5 separate regions of the Mus musculus genome follow, and all the other regions are linked to region 2. Evidence: chromatin loops called from intact Hi-C (ENCODE). Cell type or tissue: left cerebral cortex. All regions are shown on one strand. Region 1 holds the start of Zscan21 (zinc finger and SCAN domain containing 21). Region 2 holds the start of Mepce (methylphosphate capping enzyme). Region 3 holds the start of Mcm7 (minichromosome maintenance complex component 7). Region 4 has its middle 6.5 kb from the start of Pilrb2. Region 5 holds the start of Cops6 (COP9 signalosome subunit 6).

The links. Hi-C counts contacts between places; a loop is a spot of excess contacts. Peaks named below come from ENCODE experiments on the same cell type or tissue, not always from the same donor. Only the 100,000 strongest peaks of a DNase experiment are listed, where the experiment ranks them.
Region 1: it touches region 2 in a loop (2.5-fold over the local background); 4 of 42 quality-filtered maps call a loop at or near these places.
Region 3: it touches region 2 in a loop (4-fold over the local background); 9 of 42 quality-filtered maps call a loop at or near these places.
Region 4: a loop joins it to region 2, with 12 times the contacts of the local background. A loop is called at or near these places in 25 of 42 quality-filtered maps.
Region 5: a loop joins it to region 2, with 9 times the contacts of the local background. A loop is called at or near these places in 14 of 42 quality-filtered maps.

The regions. Positions count from the first base shown.
Region 1 is chr5:138,115,401-138,120,400 of GRCm38, forward strand. It overlaps Zscan21 (zinc finger and SCAN domain containing 21), which reads left to right and starts at 1,505. Exons shown (of 5, transcript NM_011757.3): 1 at 1,505-1,607; 2 at 2,436-2,520. In left cerebral cortex, CTCF peaks have their summits at 1,600 and 3,003 (motif pointing left); DNase peaks (open chromatin) are centred at 1,574 and 2,321; H3K4me3 peaks cover 1,829 bases; H3K27ac peaks cover 1,578 bases.
Region 2 is chr5:137,785,317-137,790,316 of GRCm38, forward strand. It overlaps Mepce (methylphosphate capping enzyme), which reads right to left and starts at 1,385. Exons shown (of 4, transcript NM_144913.3): 1 at 1-1,385. The coding sequence starts at 746. Zcwpw1 (zinc finger, CW type with PWWP domain 1) reads left to right here and starts at 2,486. Exons shown (of 17, transcript NM_001005426.2): 1 at 2,486-2,629. In left cerebral cortex, CTCF peaks have their summits at 1,819 and 2,509; DNase peaks (open chromatin) are centred at 102, 319, 1,001, 1,515 and 4 more places; H3K4me3 peaks cover 2,919 bases; H3K27ac peaks cover 2,317 bases.
Region 3 is chr5:138,169,047-138,174,046 of GRCm38, forward strand. Mcm7 (minichromosome maintenance complex component 7) reads right to left here and starts at 2,837. Exons shown (of 15, transcript NM_008568.3): 1 at 2,680-2,837; 2 at 1,271-1,350; 3 at 514-678; 4 at 303-427; 5 at 52-232. The coding sequence starts at 2,710. It overlaps Ap4m1 (adaptor-related protein complex AP-4, mu 1), which reads left to right and starts at 2,975. Exons shown (of 15, transcript NM_021392.4): 1 at 2,975-3,202; 2 at 3,303-3,391; 3 at 3,741-3,847; 4 at 3,926-4,022. The coding sequence starts at 3,145. In left cerebral cortex, CTCF peaks have their summits at 2,078 and 3,092; DNase peaks (open chromatin) are centred at 2,157, 2,924 and 3,345; H3K4me3 peaks cover 2,658 bases; H3K27ac peaks cover 2,074 bases.
Region 4 is chr5:137,875,727-137,880,726 of GRCm38, forward strand. No RefSeq gene overlaps it. Among named protein-coding and RNA genes, the nearest start is that of Pilrb2, 6.5 kb to the left of the region's middle. In left cerebral cortex, a CTCF peak has its summit at 2,321 (motif pointing left); a DNase peak (open chromatin) is centred at 2,316.
Region 5 is chr5:138,157,754-138,162,753 of GRCm38, forward strand. Cops6 (COP9 signalosome subunit 6) reads left to right here and starts at 3,349. Exons shown (of 10, transcript NM_012002.3): 1 at 3,349-3,429; 2 at 3,622-3,744; 3 at 3,921-4,052; 4 at 4,384-4,472; 5 at 4,569-4,631; 6 at 4,982-5,000. The coding sequence starts at 3,360. In left cerebral cortex, no CTCF peak of the experiment used is centred here; DNase peaks (open chromatin) are centred at 2,852, 3,305 and 3,708; H3K4me3 peaks cover 1,623 bases; H3K27ac peaks cover 1,138 bases.

The DNA.
Region 1 (5,000 bases), 330 kb after region 2:
GTAGAACAAGCATACACAAATAGAGAATCAAAATCTTGTCTCAGCTTTGCTATCAATTTACACTCTAGTACACACTGGATCTGATCTGCCAAGACACTGCTTTCTTCATACATAAACAAGAACTCAGGCAGATTGTTCTCTGTGTTTTTGATTGTAATGGCTATTCCTGGTTGTCAACTTGACTCTATCTGGAATGAACTACAATCCACCTGTGATCCAGATCTTGAGGCTGGAAGAAGATTCTGACCTGGATCTTGGCATGGAGATCTTGAGGCATAGTGGCCATGAGAAACTTAGGTCCATGCCGGGCATGGTGGCTCATGCCTTTAATCCCAGCACTTGGGAGGCAGAGGCAGGTGGATTTCTTAGTTCGAGGCCAGCCTGGTCTACAGAGTGAGTTCCAGGACAGCCAGGGATACACAGAAAAACTCTGTCTTGAAAAAACAAAAAACAAACAAACAAACAAAAACAAAACAAAACAAGAACAACAAAAAAGAAAAACTTAGGCCCAGGAAACTAAGGCAAAGAGATCTCTGAGTTCTAAGAGCCAGGCATGGTGGTACACACTTAATCTGGGCCACACCTTCTGCTAGAGATTTGCTTAAGGACATTGGAAGAAGGAAGAGTCCCTCTTCTTCGGCTGCTTGCACTTACTTGCCAGCACATCTGTTGGAATCTACTTCTACAGACGACCAGCTGGAACACCTAGCTTCGTGGGACTGAGCAACTACTAGATTCTTGGACCATTGCTGGGGTACAGACTGTAAGTTATCACAATAAATTCACTCAGTATAGACAGACATTCCCTTAGTTCTGTGACTCTAGAGAACCCTAACTGTTACAGTGCTCATGTACACAGTGTGTTTGCAAACATGTGAAGGCCAGAGGTTAATGTTAGCTGTCTTCTTCAATTGCTTCTCTACCTTGTTTTTGAGACAAGGTGTCACTGATCTGGAGCTAGGCTGCCCAGACAACAGACTGCAGGGGTCCTCCCAGCACTCGGATTACAGGCATGTGATGTACCATAGTCTTTTTATGTGGTGCTGGAAATCCAAATGTAGGTCCTCACGCATGAGCTCTTTACTCACTCACTGATCTAGAGGCAAGTGGATCGTTTATAGAGTTCGAGGTCAGCCTGGTATACATAGAGTTCCAGGCTAGCTAGGGCTAATGACATGTTTGTCTCAAAAACAAGGCAGTGGTGGCTCATGCTTTTAATCCCAGCACTCGAGAGGCAGAGGCAAGTAAATCCCTGAGTTCGAGGCCAGCCTGGTCTATTGAGTGAGTTTCAGGGCAGCCAGGGCCGCATAACCCTCCAAAAACCACCCACCCTCAAAAAAAGAATGAACGAAAGAAAGAAAAGGGAGGGGGTAGGAAGAGAGAATGAGAATAAAAAAAGAAATAGGGGGAGAAACAGATCACAACCAGGACAGTCGCAGCCTCCGGTGAAACAGGATACCGACAACGCTCGGATTCCTAGAGGGGCGGCTGCTCCCCCTCCAGAGGGGCGGGGCTCTGACGCGCTTCCGGTGGTGCTGTCGTTCAGCCGCTGTGAGGATTCCAGACTCCAAAGCGGTTCTGAGTCACGGTGAGCCTGCGAGTCCCAGGTTAGCCTAGCGGTCGGGGAGCGTTGGCCAAAAGATTTCGAGAGGGTGGGACGGGTTTAGCGACTGTGGTTCTGGTTCGGGGAGTTCCTCCATGGTGGTTCTGGGAGATTGAGGAGGAGCGCCCCGCCCAGCCGTCGTCGGCGCCCGCTCTAAGGAAAGGCTTTTCCACCCCCGAGGGCTCCCTGGAACAAAACCCTGATTCTTTTGCTTCCGGAATCGCATTTCTAGTCTCTCCGTTATTGTCTGTTACCTGACGGAAACTGCCCTCTTTCTTCCCCAGCAAGAGCCCTGAGATCTAAACTCAGAACTAATTGTTAAGAATAAGCCCAAGTGTAGAAACCTCTGAAAACCCGAATCTCCTCAGTCTTGAGTCTTGTCCAGTCCAGGCGGGGAATTGGTCCCGGTGGGCTTTGTGCGCACTGGACAAGGATTTGCTCAAGTCTGGAAAGATTTTTAGACGATCGTTTGTAAAACGCGTATAGGATAGAAAGGTGATTGATTTATTTGGTGGCTGACATAGTTGGAAATCTGTTGAAAGGGGACACTTAAAGAATTGTGAACAACAACAACAAAATCAATACAGGAAAATTGTTTTTCAAGTGGTGGAAGGCTTCTGAAGAGAGACTGAGTATTGGTTCAGGGCTATTGAAATGATGCAGAATTTGGCTCACTCTGAGCTACTAGATCTGCCCAGTAGTTATGCTCTTCAGAATTATTGGCCTGCCTGGAAGCTTTTTGAAAATTAGTTTGCTCGGTTTGAGACGGGGTCTTACTGTATGGCCTACACTGGTGTATAATTGGTGATCCTCCTGTCTCTGTTCTCTTCAGTGCTGTAATTACAGGTATGCACCACCACGACTTCAGCTTGGAGTTTCCAAGTGCAGAGTGTCTTAAGGGCATTATCTACTACAAGGTAATAATTGCTGTTCATTTGATGCAATCTGTGATAGTTTGATTTGTTTACACTTCGTCTTGCACAGAATGAATTTGAGGCTGATTAAGGGAGTGTGTGTGTGTGGGGGGGGGACTTATAAACTGTAGAATTCGCATAAAGGAGGGAAAAATTGGGAAGTGACCAAAAGCCTGCTGCTAGACTTCGAGAGTTAGGTTTTTATTTTTTTACTCTGTGTGTGTGTGTGTGTGTGTGAGTCAAAGGATAGTTGGCATAGTTGACTGCTTCCCTTCCATTACATGGACACCAGTCTCAAAACAGGCAGCAGGTCGGTTGCATTTGTTACCCACTGAGCCATCTTGTCAGTTGAGTTAAACCTTTAGATAGGGGCTGGAGAGATGGCTCAGTGGTTAAGAGCACTACTGGCTGCTCTTCCAGAGGTCCTGAGTTCAAATCCCAGCAACCACTTGGTGGCTCATGGCCATTTGTAATGTGATCTTATGCCCTCTTCTGGTGTGTCTGAAAACAGCAACAGTGTACTCTTAGACATAAAATAATACATGAATCTTTAAAAACAAAACAAAACAACCTTTAGATAGCTTTGGTTTTGCTTTTTTGTTATTTTTCAAAACAGGGTTTCTTTGTGTTGCCCTGTCTGTCCTGGAACTCTGTTGACTATGCTGGCTTCTAACTCAGAGATCCTCCTGCCTCTACCTTCCATGTGCTGGGATTAAGGTGTACATACCACACCCTGCTTTAGGTAGCCTTTTTAAAGTTTTTTTTTTTTTTCTATGAAAGTGTTAAATTAGGCCTGTTTTTCTACCCACATACTTTTTGATTTTATGACTATTTAAGGAATTTTCAGAAACCAAGACCTGGAGGGCATCTTCACATGGCAAGCTCAGCATTACCAAATGTGAAACATTGGCTTTCTTTGTGTGCAGGGAGCAAGATGCCAAGATACTTTAGTACCAGATTTTTTCTTTTCTTCTTTTTGGTTTTTTGGTTTTTTTTTTGGTTTTGTTTTGTTTGTTTTTTTTTTTGTTTTTGTTTTTTGTTTTGTTTTGTTTTGTTTGTTTGTTTGTTTGTTTTTTTGAGACAGGGTTTCTCTGTGTAGCCCGGGCTGTCCTGGAACTCACTCTATAGACCAGGCTGGCCTCAAACTCAGAAATCCGCCTGCCTCTGCCTCCCAAGTGCTGGGATTAAAGGCGTGCGCCACCACACCTGGCCAGATTTTTTTCTTAAATCTTGCCAAAACAAAAACAAAGCAAAAGACAACATGTCAGTCATGTGGAAGTTTTTCTTTTTTTCCTACTTCTTAGCCTATCTTCCACCCTGTTCTTCTCCCCACCTCCTTTTTCTTTTTTCATTTTCTTTTGTTTGTTTTAGAGAGAGGGCACTGCTGTGCATCTCACCATGCAGCTCAGGTTCCGGCTTTGACCTGTCTCAGAATGCTGGGATGGCAGCCAGCTGTCCCATTGCAAGCATAAAAATCTCACTTATGCATGCTCTTACTAAATATACTCCAAGAGTGAGAGGACGAAACTCACCTTTCTTTGCTTCTCATCTCCCACTAAGTAGAAAGCTGCAGGAAGGCAGGGTACACCCAGTGGTCAAGTGGCAGGTGGTCAGTTAGTCAGAAGATATTCTAAGGAATCAACTGGGAAATACCAAATGTTCAAAACTTTTTAAGCATTTTTGTTTGTATCACATATTTTGATTGAATTTTTCTATGAAATTTTTTTTTCAGCGATATATATCTTTGTCAGACTAAATAACTGTATGTTGGGCTTGGTGACACAGCTTTAATCCCATCACTCAGGAGGAGAGGTAGGCCAGTCTCTTATGCCTTCCAGGCTATGCAGTGAGACCTTGTTTTCCCATCCACTCTTCTGTTAAAATATATATATATATATATATATATCTAGGGGGTGCTGGAGAGATGGCTCAGTGGTTAAGAGCACTGACTGCTCTTCCTGAGATCCTGAGTTCAATTCCAGCAACAACATGGTGGCTCACAACCATCTGTAATGGGATCTGATGCCCTCTTCTGGTGTGTCTCAAGACAAATACAGTGTACTCTTTTTTTTTTTTAAAGATTTATTTATAATTATATGTAAGTACACTGTAGCTGTCTTCAGACACTCCAGAAGAGGGCATCAGATCCCATTACAGATAGTTGTGAGCCACCATGTGGTTGCTGGGATGACCTTTGGAAGATCAGTCAGTATTCTTACCTGCTGAGCCATCTCACCAGTCCTACAGTGTACTCTTATAGATAAAAAAATAAAATAAAATAAAATGTAACTGCAGGGCTACAAAAGACCGGTCAGCCCATAAACAGGCTGTCCCCAGGCATGCTGGCCTGAGTTTGATTCTGGAACCCACATGGTGGAGGGAGAGAACTGAAAGCTCTGACCTCTAACCTCTGTACATACTATGGCATATATACCTCCTCCCCTCCCCTACACACACACACACACACACACACACACACACAC
Region 2 (5,000 bases):
TGCTGCTGCTGGTGGTGCGGTCCCCGGTGTCTATGGCGCTTGCGACCAATCTTGAGTGGTGAGGCAAGCACTACATGGGCCTCGTCAGTGCAAGTGTTGAGACTGAGCGGGTCAGTAATATCTTTGGGGATGAGGATCTCCACAGGGTCTCGCCCCTTGGCCGGAAGTGGGGATGACTTTGGGGTCTCCGCATTGAGTGCGCGACTCACTTCCTCATCCAGGAGGCTATTCAGGTTCAGTGGATCAAATATGTTACCCCCCAGAAGGAAATTGGATGGTAACACAGAGTCGCAGTCTGAATTCACTCGCCGGCGCCTCTTGAAGGCCGGATGTTTGAAGCTTCCACCGCTCCCTCCCCCCACGTTACAGCTATTTCTTCTTTTGCCCCCACCACCCCCAGGGGGTCGGTGGGGCTGGTAGCCATTGCGAGGTCGAGGAGGGGCTGGGGGACCCAGGTCCGTCCCGCCCCCTCCCCGGCGCTCCTCCCCCACGTCCGCAGGAGCGGCGGCTCGCCCGTGGGGCTCCCCGTGCGCCTGTGCCTGGGGGCCGCCCCCTCCGCTGGCTGCGGCCCCGGCCGAGTGCGCGCGAGGGCCCGGCCCGTGTTCTGTCCCATCACGGAGCTCCCCGGAGGCAGCCTCTTGGTGCGATTGCACCTCGGGGCCGCCCCCTCCGCCCGACTCATCTTTGAGCGGCGGCGGCGGGGCCGGCACCAGAAAGGGCTCCTTCTCCGCCGCCATCTCGATCATCTCCTCTCCCTGTTTAATTTCCCCTTCTCAAGCGAGGGTACTGAGAAGAGAGCAAGGGGAAGCCCCCTGTAACCCTTCCTAAGACCACCTCACTCCCTCCTTCCCCGAGTGCGCGCGCAGCTCTGCCTCGCGCCTCCACCTCCCTCCCGCGACACACCAAGCGCGCTCCACTCGCCCGCGAGACCAAAACAAGATGCCCGCGAGACCCGGACAAGCCGAGGAACCAACTGCGCGTGCGCCGACTCCCTTTTCTCCGCCACTACCACTCTGCCGCGAGCGCGCACGACGGGCGCGCGTCCCGCTCGCCCAGGACCCACGCATGCGCGCTCCGCCACCACCCAGGCTGCGCGCGCATCGGGAGTGCGAACCAACTTAACGGCTCCGAGAGTTTAAATACAGCCCCCCTCCCTAATTACCTCACCCTCCCCCAGCCCGAGACGCCCACCGCCCCACACGGACACCCGACTTCCCTTCGCTGCTAAGTCCAAGCCCTACTGATATCCTTTGTCTCTGCCGTGCGATCCCACCCACCGTAGGCGGGGAACGGGAGCTGGTGTGAAAAGGTCTCCTTGACACCCGACCCTTGTTCCTGAGGAATGAGGCTCCGCCGTCTCCGCCCGGCTCTAAACCCAACAACCTCCCTGCCCCGCCTCCTTCCTCCCCCATCCCCGCCCCTCCTGGAGAGCGCCTGCGCACAGTCCTTTTGGACTTGCGCGGGTTGAAGGGGCAACACGTGCTGGAGATGATGTTCCGCCCCCTCCGCTCTAGGGGCGGGGAGTGTGACGTCGTTTCCTTAGGTTCATTACACGCAGCGTGCGTCAGCACGTTTCCAAGGGGCGTGCATTCCCAGCGAAAGAGGCGGGCTCATGAATTATTCATGAGCGATCGCTGGTCTTTTCCCCACCCCTTCCCCCCGCCCCCAGCCTATCTCATTAGAATTAGGACTTAGGAGAACCTGAGGAGAGGATGATAAAGTAGGCTAAGGAATCGAGACCATTGTCTCAAGAACTGTTATCAATAAAATGCAATATATTATTTAATATATTTTCTGAATTGAAAACAAACAAGTACTAAAACATCGAGATTGTCCAAACTCCTCTTCCCCTGAAATGGCCCAGTTGTTCAAGCGGCCCTCCTCCTTCCACCAGGGACAAACATCTAGAGAACTACGCCTTCCTCTCCTCCCTACACCTACGTCAGGCCTCGGACGCCGCTGCCATAGTGCAGCGCCTGCGTATCGGTCCCTCAGCGCCACCCGCTAGCGTTGCGGATTTTACAGCATTATCCCTGCAGCTAGACACACCGCGAATGTGGGCGGGAAAGGGTATCGACCTGTTTGGGCTCCTGTTTCGGCCAATGGGAAGCACTGATTCTATGCAGAATCCTCAGACTGATGGCTGGCGGAGTTTCCCAGTCCACAGACTATTTGTCAGGAAAGAGCACTGTAGAGGCAAGGGGGGAGCTCAAGATGGTTTCAAAATTTAAGAGGGTGACGACAACTAAAAGGTAGGGAGTGATAGCACGAAAACAGGAAAGAGAAAGCGATTTGAGGCAGAGATAAGAATGAAGTGCCTAGGGCGCTTCGCAGGATATTATGGGGGGGGGGGCGCGGAACTAAAGATGTCAGCGAGGATTATGGAACTTGTAGTTTCACTAGGCTTTCGTTCTTAAGATGGCGGGCTACTCCGGCTGCGCAGACGCAGAAGCAACTTCCAACTGCGCACGCGCAGCACCTGAGCGCACGCCGCTTGGGGGCGGAATTTGTCCGTGTCCTCGCGCCTTCTCCTGGTGGCGGGAAAAGTTGCTCGAGGTGGAAGGGATGTGCGGAATGGCTGCGACAGCGTTAGCTGCGCTTCACCTTTAGGTCCTCGTCGCCCCAGAAGGTAGTTGTCTTTTATGCGACTGCAGAGGAAAGTGTTAGTTGTGGTGACTCTCGGTACCTGTTGGCTGAGGAGAAATTTTCTCTTCGGAGCCACAGCGGACCTTAGCCCCTGCTCTTCAGAATCGCTAATCTTCAGAACAACAACAACAAAAAATAACCCAGTATTGCGGAGGGAAATGAGGCGTTGTGGGACAGCGAGGCTGAGCGGGAGCAAAGGGGAAGAGGCTTCCATGGTGGCGTTCTTGGTCCGGGAGAGTAGCGAAGCGTTACTTGACGCTCTGAGGGGAGGCGAGGGTTGTTTGCCTGGGTGAGATCTCTGCTTTTAATGGCCGTCGCGGAGAGAATTGGTAAAGAGAGAGGAAAAGTAGAAGACCACTCAAAGGCCTCCCCTCCGCTGTGGGGTTCAGTATACATGGCCCCGCATCTTGCTATCTGTAAGCAGAAAGGACGCGCGCCCGCCCTGCGAAGGCCTAGGGCACAAGGTCCTCGAAGCAAGAGCATCCCCGAGGGCAGCCTGAGGTCGGGACACGGGGGTTGGGGGGAGCGGGAGCGATCCAGAGATTGCGGTCAAGGATAGAAATGACTTTTTTTTTTTTTTTTTCCGAGACAGGGTTTCTCTGTGTAGCCCTGGCTGTCCTGGAACTCACTTTGTAGACCAGGCTGGCCTCGAACTCAGAAATCTGCCTCCCGAGTGCGTGCGCCACCACGCCCGGCTTAGAAATGACATTTAATGTCACGAAAGAAACTGTTTTGCTCACAGGTGACCACACATCTTCGGGGTTTCTTCCACCACCTCCCCCAACCCCCACCCCACCGCGCCCCGAGCCAATACACTTTACTGTGAATTTTATTTGTAATGTTCTGTGGGAAGTCTCGTTTGGGTAGTTCCTTCTGAGAGTAAATCTGGTGAGGGTAGGTAGAACATCTTTCTTTCTTTGATTCTTTCTTTATTTCTTTCCTTGTTTTCCTTGTTAAACGTTTAAAAGGTCTGCAGAACACAGATGCGTGCTCACAAAGTGAACTTAAAAACAGGTAAAACATGAGAATAGGCAGGAGTTCATAGGCTATTAGGCAATGTCAAAAAGCCATCAATTCCGTATTAAAGGGAATGAAATTTTCATTTATTCTATCATTATCATCATCATCATCATTTTTTTATGTGTGAATGCTCAGTCTGCATGTACACCTGCAGGCCAGAAGAGAGCATCAGATCCCTTTATAGATAGTTGTGAGCCATCATGTGGTTACAGGCACCCCTGGAAGCCAGTGCTCTTAATTCTTGAACCATCTCACCAGCTCCTCAGTCAGTCCCCCTCCCCTCTGCCTACACAGTGCTGCCATGCACCACCACTGCCAGGGCCCAGGACAGGAAATTTTTAAGTGAATTTATATTTTTTAAAAGTTTTATCACCCTTATTTATTTGTTGTTTGTTGGATGTGTGTGTTTGTGCACATGCTGTAGAGCATGGGGAGGCCAGAGGTCATCCTGTCCATGTTGTGTCATCCTGTCTGTCCATCCCTGCCAATCAAGTGGGATCTGAGATCAGTTTCAGATCATTAGGCTTGGGGGCAAGCACCCCTACCCACTGAATTATCTGTAAGCATTTATTCATTTATTCATTTGTTTGTTTGTTTGCCTGTCTGTCTATCTATCTATTTAGCCACCTATCTATTGCTTATTTGTTTATTTTCTGAGACAGAGTCTTGTCTGTATCCCTGGCTGTTTTCAAGGTCACGTTGTAGCCCAGACTGAACTCAAAGTTGAAGCAACAAACTTCCTTCAGTCTCTTAAGTGCTGTGAGTATAGCCGTGAACCCCTGGTTGTGTTAAACTATATTCTGAAATATAGGAGGCTTTGTGTGTGTCTATATTTGCTTTTGTTTTTGTTTTGGAGGGACTGCAGGGTTTTTCTGTAGTTCTCAAACTAGAACATTCCCACGATTGAAATTTAGACATGGCTCACTATCCTAGCTTAAAAGTGATTGAAAAGTTTTGTTTGCTTGTTTTTGTTTTTGCTTTTATTTATTTATTTATTTTGGTTTTTTGAGACAGGGTTTCTCTGTGTAGCCTGGCTGTCCTGGAACTCACTCAGTAGATCAGGCTGGCCTTGAATTCAGAAATCTGCCTGCCTCTGCCTCCCAAGTGCTGGGATTAAAGGCATGCGCCACCACTGCCCAGCTTTTTTTTTTTTTTTCTTTTTTTAAAGACTTATTTATTATTATATCTAAGTACACTGTAGTTGTCTTCAGATGCACTAGAAGAGGGCATCAGATCTCATTACAGATGGTTGTGAGCCACCATGTGGTTGCTGGGATTTGAACTCAGGACCTTCACAAGAGCAGTCAGTGCTCTCTCCAGCCCTTGTTGTGTTT
Region 3 (5,000 bases), 380 kb after region 2:
AGTCAAAACGACCCGAGGTATCAAATCACCATCATAGAATTGTATACGTACTGGCTGGTAGGTCTCTGCCCCACACTGATCACAAGTGTATGTGGCCACCACCATCCTGGGCTTGACTTCAGACACACGAGTGACAATGCCACGCACAGTTAACAATTTCCCCACAGAGTCAGCTCGTACTTCCCGGATCACTCGAGGCTTGCTGCTACTTGGGCCTCGGAAATACAACTCACTAAAAGAGAAACATTTGTCAGCAAGTCCCCGGAGAGCAAGTCCCCGCCCTTTCCCACAGAGATACTCACAATCTTCGCATGAGTTCAGAAGGATACTGGTTTTGGGGGTTCCGGACTGCCCCAGGGTCTCTGCTTCGCTGCTCCATCATCAGCCGGTGTTCAATGTAAACATCTAAGACATCCTTATTCACCACCTAAAAGAAAGAAAAGGCGAGAGGCAGGACAGAGAAAGAAAACAGGGCACGAGGCAGACGAGCTCAGAAACAAACCAGCCACCTACCTCCTTCTCCTTGTACTCAGGCAAAAGCTCTTGCACAACATCACCAAACAGTCTTGAGTAGCGCTTGGCATTCTCGCAAATTGAGTCGACCAACTCAGGGTCATCTTCAGCTATGTCATCCAGGTCCACATACAGTGCCACTTGTTCCCGATGAGCCAGATGAACCTGAGGTAAAGAAGAGATGCTAACACTTTAGGGTCAAGTTCACCTCACCCACAAAAGCTCTTCTAAAGTCACTATCCTACCACTGGGGAAAGAACAGAATGCAGTACATCATGGTGGTAGATGTCTATAATCCCAGCACTTAGGATTCAGAAGGCAACAGAGTGAGGAGCTCAAAGCCAACCTCAGCTATGTAGCTACACAGCGTGTTCTTGATGGTGGTCTGAGCCACACAAAGACTACCCCTAAAAACTAAGAGCTAGGAATGGATGAGGTGGCTCAGCAGGTTAGACATAGCCATCTAGCCAGATGATCTGAATTTGCTCTCTAGAACACACATGGTGGGAGAACAGACTTCCACAAATTGTCCTTTTGACCTCTACACATGCTATGGCATGCCCCTGTGAGCACAAACACATAGGAATAAACACGACTAAAACATCTAAGAAAACCCTTAAGCTAAAAACAAAACAAAAACCCAACTTTGTATAAAAACAATCAGAATCAAGTCATTCACTGATAGCCAGACTTGAGATAACCTTATACAAGTTCTTAACACGCCACGCCACTCCCCAGAACCAATCCTGAGACTTACCAACTGGGTCCCATACTTGAACTGCTTCTTTCCAAGCTCATTCTCGTAATAAAACTCTTGGAGGAACTTCTTAACTTTTTCTACAAATATAAAATAAAAACCAAGTCTTTGCAGTGAGGTGTAAAGACCACTGCTGCCAAGGACTAGAGTTCAATCCCTAGGGCCCACCCACAGGTTGGAAGAGAACAGAGTCCTGCGGGTGTCCAGCACTATGATATGCCCGTGCGATCTCACACACACAATAATGTAACAAAATAATGTAAAAATAAATAAAATAAACAATCAACTTTCCTTTTAGATTCTTTATTTCAAACTCTTAACAGAAACCTAAGAAACCCACTTTCACTTAAGACGAAACCTATGAACTAGTTAGTTAAATGAACATTGAAAACAAATCGACCAAGTTCTCCCCAAAGTAGGCAGTGTTCCTTTTCACAAGTCCGTTTTTACACAGAGAAGAATATAGGTCTTCGGGCAGCTACAAGAGTCTTACCCAACCTTCCCAAGAGAATTCCACACTCTGTCTTAATTAGGAATCTCAGTTTCTTCAATTCTCTCAGCTCGCTCCCAATCGACTTAAGGTCCTCGGCTCTCGCTCTACCAGTACAACTCTTTTTCTTAGGCTCCCGCCAGGACGTCCGCCACTAGGCCTCCTCTGCACTCATGCCCGGCTCCCGCCACTGCTTCCGCTCTTAGTAAACAAAGAAGCACATGGGCCCAGATTCCAGCCGCCTCACAGCCCAGGATTCCTCCGCCCGAGACGGGTGGCCGAGCGGGGATTGGCCAGAACGCCAAAGGGCCATTCGGGTCCACCACACTGCCACCTTTCGCCACCGGGCGCTTAGCCTCCCAATTCTAGGCACGCCCCTACCTACTGCAGCTATCTCCGAGGCCACCGCGCGGAAGGACACTGTTTACACACGACAGTCCCAAGATCGGGTAGCGCCACTTCCGCCCGCCTCTACTTCCGCTTGGAGGGCGGCCGAAAACAACCAATCGCGGCGCGTAGCGGTCTGGCAAGCCCCGCCTCTGGACTTCGGCCAGTCTCCAGTGGACGCGGGAATTCGCTAGCGCCCCGAGCAGCAGAGGCTGGCCCAGTAACCTAGTCCCTTGGGTCACGTATTGAATGCATTGAACCAAGTCACCCGGTCTCTACCGAGCGCGCCCCTCCTTTGTGGACTCCACTGGGTTCTCTCCATAACACAAACACATCACCTTTTCCAAGGAGGATTGCTTCCTCCATCCTTGACGCCCACTGCTTATTGCAGGCGCAGTTCGCCTGTCCTCGGAGTCACAGATCCCGGCTCACTCCCCCTCCCCCGCCCGACCCCAAGACTCCAGCACCCCTCAACAGGTGCAGGTAGAAGTTTCCCTCCGAGGACGCCGCCCCCAGCCCTATAGATCTTCACCTTTTTCGATCGCGTAGTCCTTAAGCGCCATCGCTGCCGGGGACGGTGTGGCAGGACTTGAAGGGCTCAAAAATCTCTCTCTGGGGAAGCAGAAAACGAACGCGCGGCGGGACGTAGCCGGCCAACCGAAATTGGCGCGAAACGTCGTCACCCATGTGACCCGTGCGGCTGAGAACCCGCCAATCAGATAGGGGGTTCCCAACTGCTGCCAGCCCCTAACTTTAACCAATCAATGGACGAGTCTAGATTGAATGACAAGGGGCTTGAGGGCGGGCCGTTGAAAGATTGCCAGATCCTGGCGGGTTGGACACCCTGTTTCCCGCGGTTCGAAATTAATGCTCGCGAGTGTGTGTGTGGGAGGAGTGTTTCTTAAAGCGCCAGCCTCCGTGCGGCCTTTTGTTCCGCGTCCACAAGGCGGGGTGGGTTCAACTTTCACCGTGTTCTCGTCTATCCTCCAGAACCGCCATGATTTCCCAGTTCTTCATTCTGTCTTCCAAGGGGGATCCGCTCATCTATAAAGACTGTATCCTTTGACCCGGGAGACGGGGTAGGGTAGCTGGGTAGAAATCGAATCCAGATCAGTCTGTGTCGCCTGTTCCTTAACTATCTTTCCACCTGGCTAGTCCGCGGGGACAGTGGTGGTCGTGATGTGGCAGAGCTCTTCTACCGGAAGCTGACGGGACTGCCTGGAGGCGAGTCCCCGGTTGTCATGGTAACTACTGTGGTTGGTGTGCAGGGCCTTAGAACTGTGGAGGTGGGTGAGTGCCTCCTCCCTGTCAAGGGCAGCTTGGTAGGAAGCTTGGGGGCGGGGGTGTGTGTGTGGGGAGGATTTGTTTATAAATGTTTTGAGTACTAACAAGAAGCCAGTTACAGAGCCATGCACCCTATTTTTTGACTATCAACAACTTTGAGAGGTAGATACTACCTTTCCACGTTAGGCGGCCAGGTCTTAGATCTGGGGCATCGCCCATCACTAGTAGACCTCAGGGTGCCATCTTGCAGGTTTCCTTACTACAATTCTGGTCTTTTCTTAATGGCCTCTGTCCTCAACTCTGCCTCAGTATCACGGTGATCGTCATTTTATTCACATCAGACACAGTGGGCTCTATTTGGTGGCCACAACCTTAGAAAACGTCTCTCCTTTCAGCCTTCTGGAGCTGCTTTCCCGGTGAGTAGAGTTGGGACAGGCACTTAAGAAGGAGGGCGTGTGAGGTTTATTCACACATAATTTGCTGTGTTTCCTTAGGCTAGCCACTCTCTTGGGTGACTACTGTGGCTCACTCAATGAGGGAACCATCTCACGCAATGTGGCGCTTGTCTACGAACTCCTGGATGAAGTGCTGGTAAAGCCCAAAAACTTTGGTCTTTTTAAGTTTATTTATTCACGTGTGTGTGTGTGTGTGTGTGTGTATTTGCCCACATCACTGCACATGTGTGGAGATCAGGTATCTTCTACTTGTTGTAGAATCTGCTAAATCCAATATAGATCCACCATAACTCAAGCACTAGGTCAATGCAGATGACAAAAAGGTATTGTAATCAAGCCAGTACTGATCAGTCAGGGCTGTAGAACAGACTCCTGAACTTGCCTAGCAGTTAAAGGCTGACACCACAAAGTGGAGGGGAGTGGGGTGAGCTGTAGCACTGTCCAATCATATTTTGACATAAGGGGTTGAGCAAGGGAACTTTGACCAATCAGATTAGGAGTAGTTTTCTGGGCTTGAGAACACGAGCTTAGTTGATCTTGCCAGCAAGATGGAGAAGTTGTCCTTGAGGTGTCTGAACTCAAACAGCTGTTCTCTTACCAGCTGTCCCTAAGATGGCGGGACTCAGACAACTGTACAAGTTGTTCCTAAGATGTCTGGACTCAGCTGGGCAGTGGTGGCACACGCTTTTAATCCCAGCACTCGGGAGGCAGAGGCAGGTGGATTTCTGAGTTTGAGGCCAGCCTGGTCTACAAAGTGAGTTCCAGGACAGCCAGGGCTACACGGAGAAACCCTTGTCTTGGGGAAAAAAAAAAAAAGATGTCTGGACTCAGGCAACTATTTACAACAGAAGCCGTTCAGCTATTGGGAAGTCCTCAGCTCCCCCAGAGCCTGGGATCTTGAATTTAGCTTCTCCTTATGATTAAATGGAGTCTAAAAATGAAATGATTTTATTTAAAATAAGTTTCTTTTGCGTGTTCCCAACCAACATACTGTCTAGGTCCCTGGGATTGAACTAAGGTTGGCTTGCTTGATAGCAAGCACCAGCAGAGCTATCTCACAGGATGTCTGTCTGTCTCCCTGGCTCCGTTTCTCCACCTGTGTGTCCTTCTCTTT
Region 4 (5,000 bases), 90 kb after region 2:
GAGTTGGAATGGGATCTCTCTAAGGGATGAACTCTCTTAGGTCAGAGAGGACAGGCTGGCTCCTCTAAGGGTCATCCACATAACAGTCTACTCTTCTCAAGCCCCACTTTCTTCTCCTGTACTCAGATCTCTGTTACTGAGGCCTCCACCACTCACCAGTTTGCAGACATGCTGCTGGTAGCAGAAGAAGCAGGATCCAAGCCATGGGCAGAGTCCATCCATGAAATGAGACTGGCAGACTAAACTTTGTGGAGGGTCCCTGCTGCTGCTCATGAATCAGGAGACACTTGCCCACATTACCCTGATTTTTCTCCTATGAAAGACTCCGTGAGGTCAGGACCTCCTATCTCCACTTCCATGACACTATCAACTTCATTTATCAATCTGGCTTCTTTTCCCATGCTGTGTAAGACCTGCTCTTGTGGTCACTGACAACATGGCCAGGCCTTGAGTCCAGCCTCCTTTCTTTGACTGGGAGATACATCCTTGATCTAGGCACACTGGGATCTCCTCTGGTTACCTTGCCCTCCTATCTTGCTCAGTCCTTCATAAATGTGATGCTGTCCACTTCTCCCTCTCTTCCTTTTTTTTCTCTGTCTCTTCTTCCTTTCACTCTAGTCTCCAACTATCTTCCCGCTTTTCTGTGTGTCTCAGGCTCACTTGCAACCCAGGGAAGAGGCTGTCTGGACAGCACATACCCTTCAGGGAGAAAAAAGCTGACCCATATCCTTGACCAGCTGAGCCCCATGATCAGCTAAAAGATACTGATCAAGATGGGGCCAAGAGGATGCTCCCAAAGTCCCCAAGTCTAGAACTGGGTCCCAGTTCTTTGTCTCTTTCCTGATCTTCAGTAACTCCCCAGAGTCCCCAAGGTATAGCAAGGCCTGGTGGGTTTTTCCTGCCCTTGCTTGTTCCCCAGTTCCTGTTCACAGTGTCACCAGGCTTCACACCTTCCTAGGTGACAGTCCCTGTCACCTAGACAGTGATTCTATAGATTATCCTGTTTTGTAAGAGCCTTTCTGCCCTGCCACCTACAGAGCAAGCCCTGGCTTAGGATATGCAGCATCAAATGGCAGGTCTGAGGGGACTCCAGTTTAACTAAGTCCTTGTAGGCTTAGGTTCAGCACAGAGGCCTCAGGAAGACTTCGAGACAAAATGCAGCCTTACCTCAAAGGCCAGGCTAGGTGTCACCTTCCATGATGCTCTAGAGATGATGCTCTCCAGATGTGGTCATTCTAGAACCTTCTTTGGAACATGTAAGTAGGAAAATTTCAGAACATCAATTTGTCACTCATGACTTATTGCCTGGGACAATTCTGACAGAGGACACAGATAGACTGTGATTGGAATGGAGAATTCAGAGGTGGGCATGGTCAAGGCTGTGGTGGCCTCAGTGCTGGTTCTGTAAGAAGGTCATCTTGTTTTTACCCATGACAAGGTGCCATAGGCTTCCTGAAGACATGATTGTACAAGAGGAAGTGGCATCAATCTCCCTGAGTGACATGTGCAGAGGCATCTTCCCATTTCCTTAGCTTTCCTGGCATTGATTGTCTTGTTCATGATTCCCTGCAACTGGCTATGCAGCTTTCCCTCTCTCATGTCTGCTTGTCTGCCTTCCTCACAGAGCCTGTGTTACTAAGATCCCTTGACCTGAGCCAGACACAAATTGTCATGGACTCACTGCCAGCTACACCCAGACAGACTTCTGTATCCATAGTACCCTTGGAGACAGGGAGGCTCAGAAACTTTGGGATAAGTTGGCTCCTGTTGGAAGGTCAATCAGGACATGGATTAGGGATCTAAAACTTGTCAGAATGAGCCTTCTGTTTGTTTGCTTGTGTCTGTGTGTGATTGTGTGTATGTGTGCTTAAAATCATCTCAAGTATCCCTGGCTGGTCCTTGAACTTGTTATGTAGCCAAGGATGACCATGAACTACTACAGATCCTCCAGCATGGTCCTCCCATGAGCTGGGATTACAGGTGCGAACCATTGTGTCCCTTTATCTATTGTTGGACATAAAACCTTTGGTTCTTTGCATGTCAGAAAGTACGAACTCCACCACATGAACCACATTCTTAGCTGCAGGGAGGTCTGCAAGGATGTCCTGGCCATGAGTTCTCACCTCCAGATTTCTTCTGCCTTTCGCTTACTCTCTGGGGTTTCTGGGTAAATGGTGACTCAACTGCTAACTCACCTGAGAAGGGGCTGGAACTGACAAGACTGCCATATGTAATGTGTTGGACCCAAGCATTTTTACACAACAGCCTCTGGTGGGTTTTACAGGGCCCCTTGTGCCCTGTTCCACTGGTGCCACCTGCTGGCTCCTTAATCTCGGGTGATGAGCTCTGTTGTTTCATGTCTTGGATTCAGCTGAATCCCTGTGGAGACCCTGCTGTGGGGTGTGATTCTGTTCAGGATGCTGTCATCAGTTTCCTGGAGTGTCATCCTGCTTTCCCAATACCAGTGACTATGCCCTGCCATCATACTGCTTTCCCAGGGGAGGGGCACTCCCTGGAAATGAGCATTCTGAGCTTTTGGTGTGGACACTAGGAGCTTCTGCACACCCTGGGATCATGCAGGTTGTCAGAATGCAATGTTAGAACATAGTATGGTTTAGTCAGTAGTGCATGTGCGCCCTGCCTCCTACAATATAAATAATTAAGTGTATTAAAAAAAAAAGCCCAAGATGGGTATGGTAATCTATGTCTTTAATTCAAGCTTTTTGGGTGGCAGAGACAGAGAAGAGTCTAATGGATCTCTATCAGTTTGAAGCTAGCCTGGTCTATATATCCGTTTCAGGGAAGAATGTACTACATAGTAAAAATTGGTCTCAAAAACAAAAAAATCAAAACAAAACAAACCCAAAACCCAACATATTGAAAGCTGTTGGGAGAGAGAGAGCTATTTTTCTTTAGTGATATGACCCCTGGTATGAAGACCATATGAAAGTGGGTCTCTATACACTCAGGAGTAAACAGATAACAAAATTGAACTCAGCAGCTTTCAAAATTGGGGAGAAAAAGCTAAATAACTATAAAACTGGGCATGGGATTCCTCAAGGAAAGAATGAATATGATCAAAATACAAGGAATGAAACTCTCAACTAATTAATTTTTTTCTTTTTTTTTTAAATTGGAAATTTTCTTCATTTACATTTCAAATGCTATCCCAAAAGTCCCCTATACCCTTCCTCCACCCGCCGGCCTGCTCCCCTACTCACCCACTCCCACTTCTTGGCCCTGGTATTCTGCTGTACTGAGGCATATAAAGTTTGCTAGACCAAGGGTCCTCTCTTCCCAATGATGGCTGACTAGGCCACCTTCTGCTACATATGTAGCTAGAGACACGAGATCTGGGGTTACTGATTAGATCATATTGTTGTTCCACCTATAGGGTTGCAGACCCCTTCAGCTCTTGGGTACTTTCTCTAGCTCCTCCATTGGGGGCCCTGTGTTCCATCTACTAGATGACTGTGAGCACCCACTTCTGTATTTGCCAGGCACTGGCAAAGCCTCACATGAGTCAGCTATATCAGGGTCCTTTCAGCAAAATCTTGCTGGCGTATGCAATAGTGTCTGCATTTGGTGGCTGATTATGGGATGGACCCCTGGGTAGGGCAGTCTCTGGATGGTCCATCCTTTCGTCTTAGCTCTAAACTTTGTCTCTGCAACTCCTTCCATGGATACTTTATTTCCCATTCTAGGGAGGAATGAAGTATCCACGAGTTGGTCTTCCTTCTTGATTTTCTTGTGTTTTGGAAGTTGTATCTTGGGTATTCTAGGTTTCTGGGATAATATCCACTTATCAGTGAGTGCATATCAATTAATTTTCTTTGTGATTGGGTTACCTAACTCAGGATGACATCCTCCAGATACATCCATTTGCCCAAGAATTTCATAAATTCATTGTTTTTAGTAGCTGAGTAGTACTCCATTGTGTAAATGTACCACATTTTCTGTATCCATTCCTCTGTTGAGGGACATCTGGGTTCTTTCTAGCTTCTAGCTATTATGAATAAGGTTGCTATGAACATAGTGGAGCATGTGTCCTTATTACCAGTTGGAACATCTTCTGGGTATATGCCCAGGAGAGGTATTGCTGGATCTACCGGTAGTACTATGTCCAGTTTTCTGAGGAACCACCAGACTGATTTCCAGAGTGGTTGTACAAGCTTGCAATCCCCCCAGCAATGGAGAAGTGTTCCTCTTTCTCCACATCCTTGCCAGCATCTGCTGTTACCTGAATTTTTGATCTTAGCCATTCTGACTGGTGTGAGGTGGAATCTCAGGGTTGTTTTGATTTGCATTTCCCTGATGATTAAGGATGCTTAATTCAGGTGCTTCTCAGCCCTTCGGTATTTCTTGGTTGAGAATTCTTTGTTTAGCTCTGTACCCCATTTTTAATGGGGTTATTTGAATTTCTGGAGTCCAGCTTCTTGAGCTCTTTGTATATATTGGATATTAGTCCCCTATCAGATTTAGGATTGATACAAATTCTTTCCCAATCTGTTGGTGGTCTTTTTGTCTTATTGACAGTGTCTTTTGCCCTACAGAAGTTTTGCAATTTCATGAGGTCTCATTTGTCAATTCTTGATCTTACAGCACAGGCCATTGCTGTTCTGTTTAGGAAAATTTCCCCTGTGCCCATATCTTCGAGGATTTTCCCCACTTTCTCCTCTATAAGTTTCAGTGTGTCTGGTTTATGTGGAGGTCTTTGATCCACTTAGACTTGAGCTTTGTACAAGGAGATAAGAATGGATCAACTCGGGCTGGTGAGATGGCTCAGTGGGTAAGAGCACCCGACTGCTCTTCCAAAGGTCCGGAGTTCAAATCCCAGCAACCACATGGTGGCTCACAACCATCTGTAACAAGATCTGACGCCCTCTTCTGGAGTGTCTGAAGACAGCTACAGTGTACTTACATATAATGAATAAATAAATCTTAAAAAAAAATTTAAAAAAAAAAAAAAAAAAGAATGGATCAATTCGCATTCTTCTACA
Region 5 (5,000 bases), 370 kb after region 2:
GGAAGTTGTGAAGAGATTTCAGGCCGGGAGACTAACAGGAGTAAGGAGTACTATTGCATCTTACAGGTTTTAGAGAGGTAGGTAACCCCATTCCATGTCATGAATGACTAGTCAATAGTACACGATAGAGGCACGCACTCTTATTCCAGGACTGGAGTTCATTTCCCAGTACCCATGTCTGTACACTCACAACCACCTATGACTCTAGCTCCAAGGGAAAGAGGAAAAGTTTGTTTCTTTAGCTAATGCGTGTCTATCATATGAGATGTGCCGCCTGTAACCGCCGATTGCTGGGGTTTGGTGCACCGCCTTAGGGGAAGTGAGGATTGCAGACTGGTCAGAGTTTATTTTTTATTTTTTGCAGAAGCTGTGAGGATGAAGAAAGAGGCTCTGCAAGTCAGTATAGCCTGACTAGTCCTAAGCCCAAGCCTAACATGTTCCAATAGACTCTTTTACTTAGTCAATTAATTAATTAAACAGGGTATCATTCTGAAACTCTAGCTGTCCTCTGACCTATGCTGGGGTATGCACATTATACACACACATACACACACACTTACACACTCAAAATAGAGTAAAAAACAAAGGTGTTCTTCTATACACTATTATTGTTTTGTTTTTCTTTCTTTCATTCGTTTTGTTTGTTTGTTTGTTTGTTTGTTTGTTTGTTTTTCGAGACAGGGTTTCTCTGTGTAGCCCTGGCTGTCCTGGAACTCACTCTGTAGACTAGGCTGGCCTCGAACTCAGAAATCCTCCTGCCTCTGCCTCCCAAGTGCTGGGATTAAAGGTGTGCCCCACCACACCCAGCTTGTTTTGTTTTTCGAGGCAGGGTGTCTTAGTCAGGGTTTCTATTCCTGCACAAACATCATGACCAAGAAGTAAGTTGGGGAGGAAAGGGTTTATTCAGCTTACACTTCCACATTGCTGTTCATCACCAAAGGAGGTCAGGACTGGAACTCAAGCAGGTCAGGAAGCAGGAGCCGATGCAGAGGCCATGGAGGGATGTTCTTTACTGGCTTGCTTCTCCTGGCTTGCTCAGCCTGCTCTCTTATAGAACCCAAGACTTCCAGCCCAGAGATGGTCCCACCCACAAGGGGCCTTTCCCCCTTGATCACTAATTGAGAAAATATCCCACAGCTGGATCTCATGGAGGTACTTCCCCAACTGAAGCTCTTTCTCTGTGATAACCCCAGCCTGAGTCAAGTTGACACATAAAATCAGCCAGTACACAGGGTTTCTCTGTGTAGCCCTGGCTGTTCTGGCATTTGGTTTGTAGACCAGGCTGGCCTCAAACTCCAGAGATCTGCCTGCCTCTGCCTCCGGAGTATTAGGACTACAGGTGTGTTCCACCACTGCCTGACTTTTTAATACATTATTAAAATCTGCAAAAAAAAAAAAAAATCATTCCAAGACAGATGAAGGGAACCCAGCTTTCCTTGAGCTCTAGACAGGGGTTGAGTGTTTTAAGAATATTGTTAAATTGCTGTTAGCACTAATGATGACCTTCCCTTCCTTCAGTTTTTCCTCTAATGGAAATCTCTTTAGGTTTATAGTATAAAAACTCCCAAGGTTTATTTTCATGTAACTAACCAAAGACATTGGGAATAGGGCAACTTAACTATCTAATTATCATCTATTGTACCCATCTCTCTCACTGTCCAGGCTGCCCTGAGGAAAAGGACTGTCAGTCTCATAAGTTAGCTAGATGACCCTTAGACTAGCACCAGCAATCTGGGACACACAACAGAAGTCTTGAGACAGCTGTGTAAAGATTGAAGCTGATTTTCCAGTGTATTTGACATAGTTGTTACCAGATATTTTGCTGTCATAGACCCCTATGAAATGTAGATGAACCTGAAAGCATTTCCAGCGTGACAGGAAGGGAGCCCTTTCCCTAGTGGAAGGACTACTGCGAATCAGTGCAAAGCCATGATTGGTCCAAAGCACATACTTCAGTGACTGTGATTAGTAAAAAAAATAAATAAATAAAAATAAAAAGTAGCCCGGGCGGTGGTGGCGCACACCTTTAATCCCAGCACTTGGCAGATTTCTGAGTTCAAGGCCAGCCTGGTCTACAAAGTGAGTTCCAGGACAGCCAGGGCTATACAGAGAAACCCTGTCTCGAAAAACCAAAATAAAAATTTAAAAAAATGGCTGTTATTGGCCCCAAATGAATGATTGTGGACCAAATACTCTTTCTTGGCTATTTAAGCAGGTCGCTTAGCCTTAGTTATTGTCCAAGTAGGAAACGTTTTCTTTTATTTTTATTTTTATTTTTATTTTTTTTATTTTGGAACTCACTCTGTAGACCAGGCTGGCCTCGAACTCAGAAATCCGCCTGCCTCTGCCTCCCAAGTGCTGGGATTAAAGGCGTGTGCCACCATGCTGGGCAAGTAATTGTCTTTTTTTTTTTTTTTTTTTTTTGGTTTTCTTTTTTGTTACAAGTAATTGTCTTAATCACTGTTCTATTGCTGTAAAGAGACACCATGACCAAGGCAACTCTTCCCCTCCCCCCACCTTTTTTTTTTTGTTTGTGCGACAGGGTTTGTTTGTGTAGCTTTGGCTGTGATGGAACTCACTTTGTAGTCCAGGCTGGCCTTGAACTCATGAGGTCTGCCCGCCTCGATTAAAGGCTGTGATTAAAGGCGTGGGCCACAAGCCCTCCCAATAGCAGTTGCTAAGTTGTGTAAAGAGGTTGTCTTGAAACTGAAGAAGCTGAACAATTCAAGAGTAATTACTACTGGGGAGATGGCTCAGGGGATGAAGTGTTAGGACCTGAGTTTAGATCCTCAGTACATCGTTTTAAAAGCTAGGCATGCTGGGTATGGTACACACCTTTAATCTCAGCATTCAGGAAGGAGAGGAAGGCGGATCTCCTAGAAGTCTGCCTAGACGAATAGCAAGTTCCCACCAGCTGGCCAACATTGTAAGACCCTATCTCAACAAACAAGTGATCAAGTCTCTATAGATTATATGCAACATGAAAAATTTTATATCCTGAATAAATTGTCTTCCCCATTCCCTTTTACAGCCTTTCCTCCTTTTGATCGCAATTTTCTCTGTGTTTAGTATTGACAGTGTATCCACTTGAGACCTGGAAACTAATAGCCCTCCTTGGGAGGTAAAGGCAAGAGGATCAAAGTTCAAAGCCATCTTCAGATACACACTACAGAACTCATGGCCAGGCTGGTTTACATGAGAACCGCTAGCAGCAGCACAACACGCAGAGCACCCTGAGCTACTAAGTACTGGCAGCTGCCCCGCCCATTAGCAGCACCAAGTATACACTGAGCATGCACCGCTCCCCGACGGAAGCCGAGAAGGAAAGGGGCGGGCCGTGGCTGGCGGGCGCGGGGAAAATGGCGGCGGCAGCTGCGGCGGGGGCGAATGGGAGCGGAGGCAGCAGCGGCATGGAAGTGGATGCAGCAGGTAACGGGGTGCGCAGACCGACTTCTGGAGTTGCCCTTGAGAAGTGGTCTTGAGTACTTCTTAAACCTGTCCCAGGATAACTTGAGGGCAGCGATGGACGGCCGGGCTCTGCTGGTCCCCTGCTTCCATGTCTAGGGGAAAATGTGTGGGCCCGAGCTCTCAGCCGCTATGTTTTCCTTTCACCTTTAACAGTCCCCAGCGTGATGGCCTCCGGAGTGACTGGGAGTGTTTCCGTCGCTCTTCATCCCCTTGTCATCCTTAACATCTCAGACCATTGGATCCGCATGCGCTCCCAGGAGGGGCGGCCTATGCAGGGTGAGTGTTGTGTGTAAATCTCAAAATCTCTTGGAGATTTCCTCCAGTCACTCCCCTGCGCCCTTTCTTCCAAATTATTGTTTCCCCAGTCGTTGATTCACGCCGACTCGGGAAAGGTTTTCCGAGACGCCTGTTCCTCACCTAGTTTCCTTGCGCTTCTGTTTCTCTCCCCTTAGTGATTGGGGCTCTGATCGGGAAGCAGGAGGGGCGAAATATCGAAGTGATGAACTCCTTTGAGCTGCTGTCCCACACCGTGGAAGAGAAGATTATCATTGACAAAGAATATTATTACACCAAGGAGGAGCAGTGTGAGAGGGGAATAGAAGTGGGTGGGGAAGGAAAAGTGGGAAGATTTTTGTTTTGTTTTGTTTGTCTTAAAGAATAAAAGGCCTGAGGATGTAGGGCAGTGGGGTAAAGTGCATTTCCTAACATTCGGGAAGACCAGAGTTCAATCCTCAGTACCATATAACCCAGGAGATAGAGGCAAGAGGTCAGAAGTTCAAGGTTAGTTAGGTGTAGTTATTTTAAACTGACCCAAAATATGAGGAGGGAGGGGAGAACCGGAAAGAACACACCAGGCCCATCAAACTAAGGAAGAGAGGTTTAAAGGAATATTTACTCTGGCCCCTTCTTCTCCAGTTAAACAGGTTTTCAAGGAGCTGGAGTTTCTGGGTTGGTATACCACAGGGGGGCCACCTGACCCCTCAGACATCCACGTCCATAAGCAGGTATAGAAGCTCAAATATGTGCATGTTGGGGAAATGAACAGAAGGTTAGGGGAAGAGGAGATACTGACTCTTCCTGGGCTTTGCCTTATCTTCTAGGTGTGTGAGATAATTGAGAGTCCGCTCTTTCTGAAGTTGAACCCTATGACCAAGCACACAGATGTGAGTGTTGTTGACCCAATGTCCCCTTTTTCTTGATCATCTGCCACTATGCCTTTGCTCTAATTTACCGACATTATGTGTATTAGAGAAAGCTTGAGTTGAATCTCTACCCTGCTGTTTACACCCATCAGTTGTGTGACTTCATCTCTTCAGTGGTGTTTCCATATGTAATGTGTGTAAAACCTAGAGAAAGCATGAGCCAAGTGTGGTGACAACACTTGTAACCAATCTTAGCACTCAGGAGATTGAGGCAGGATTGTGAGTTCAAAGCCAGCCTGGCATGTGTGTAAGTTCAAGTGCATTTGCTTTTAGTAAGAGCTGTTCTCTTGTCTCCGTCTGTGTTTTTACAGCTTCCTGTCAGCGTTTTTG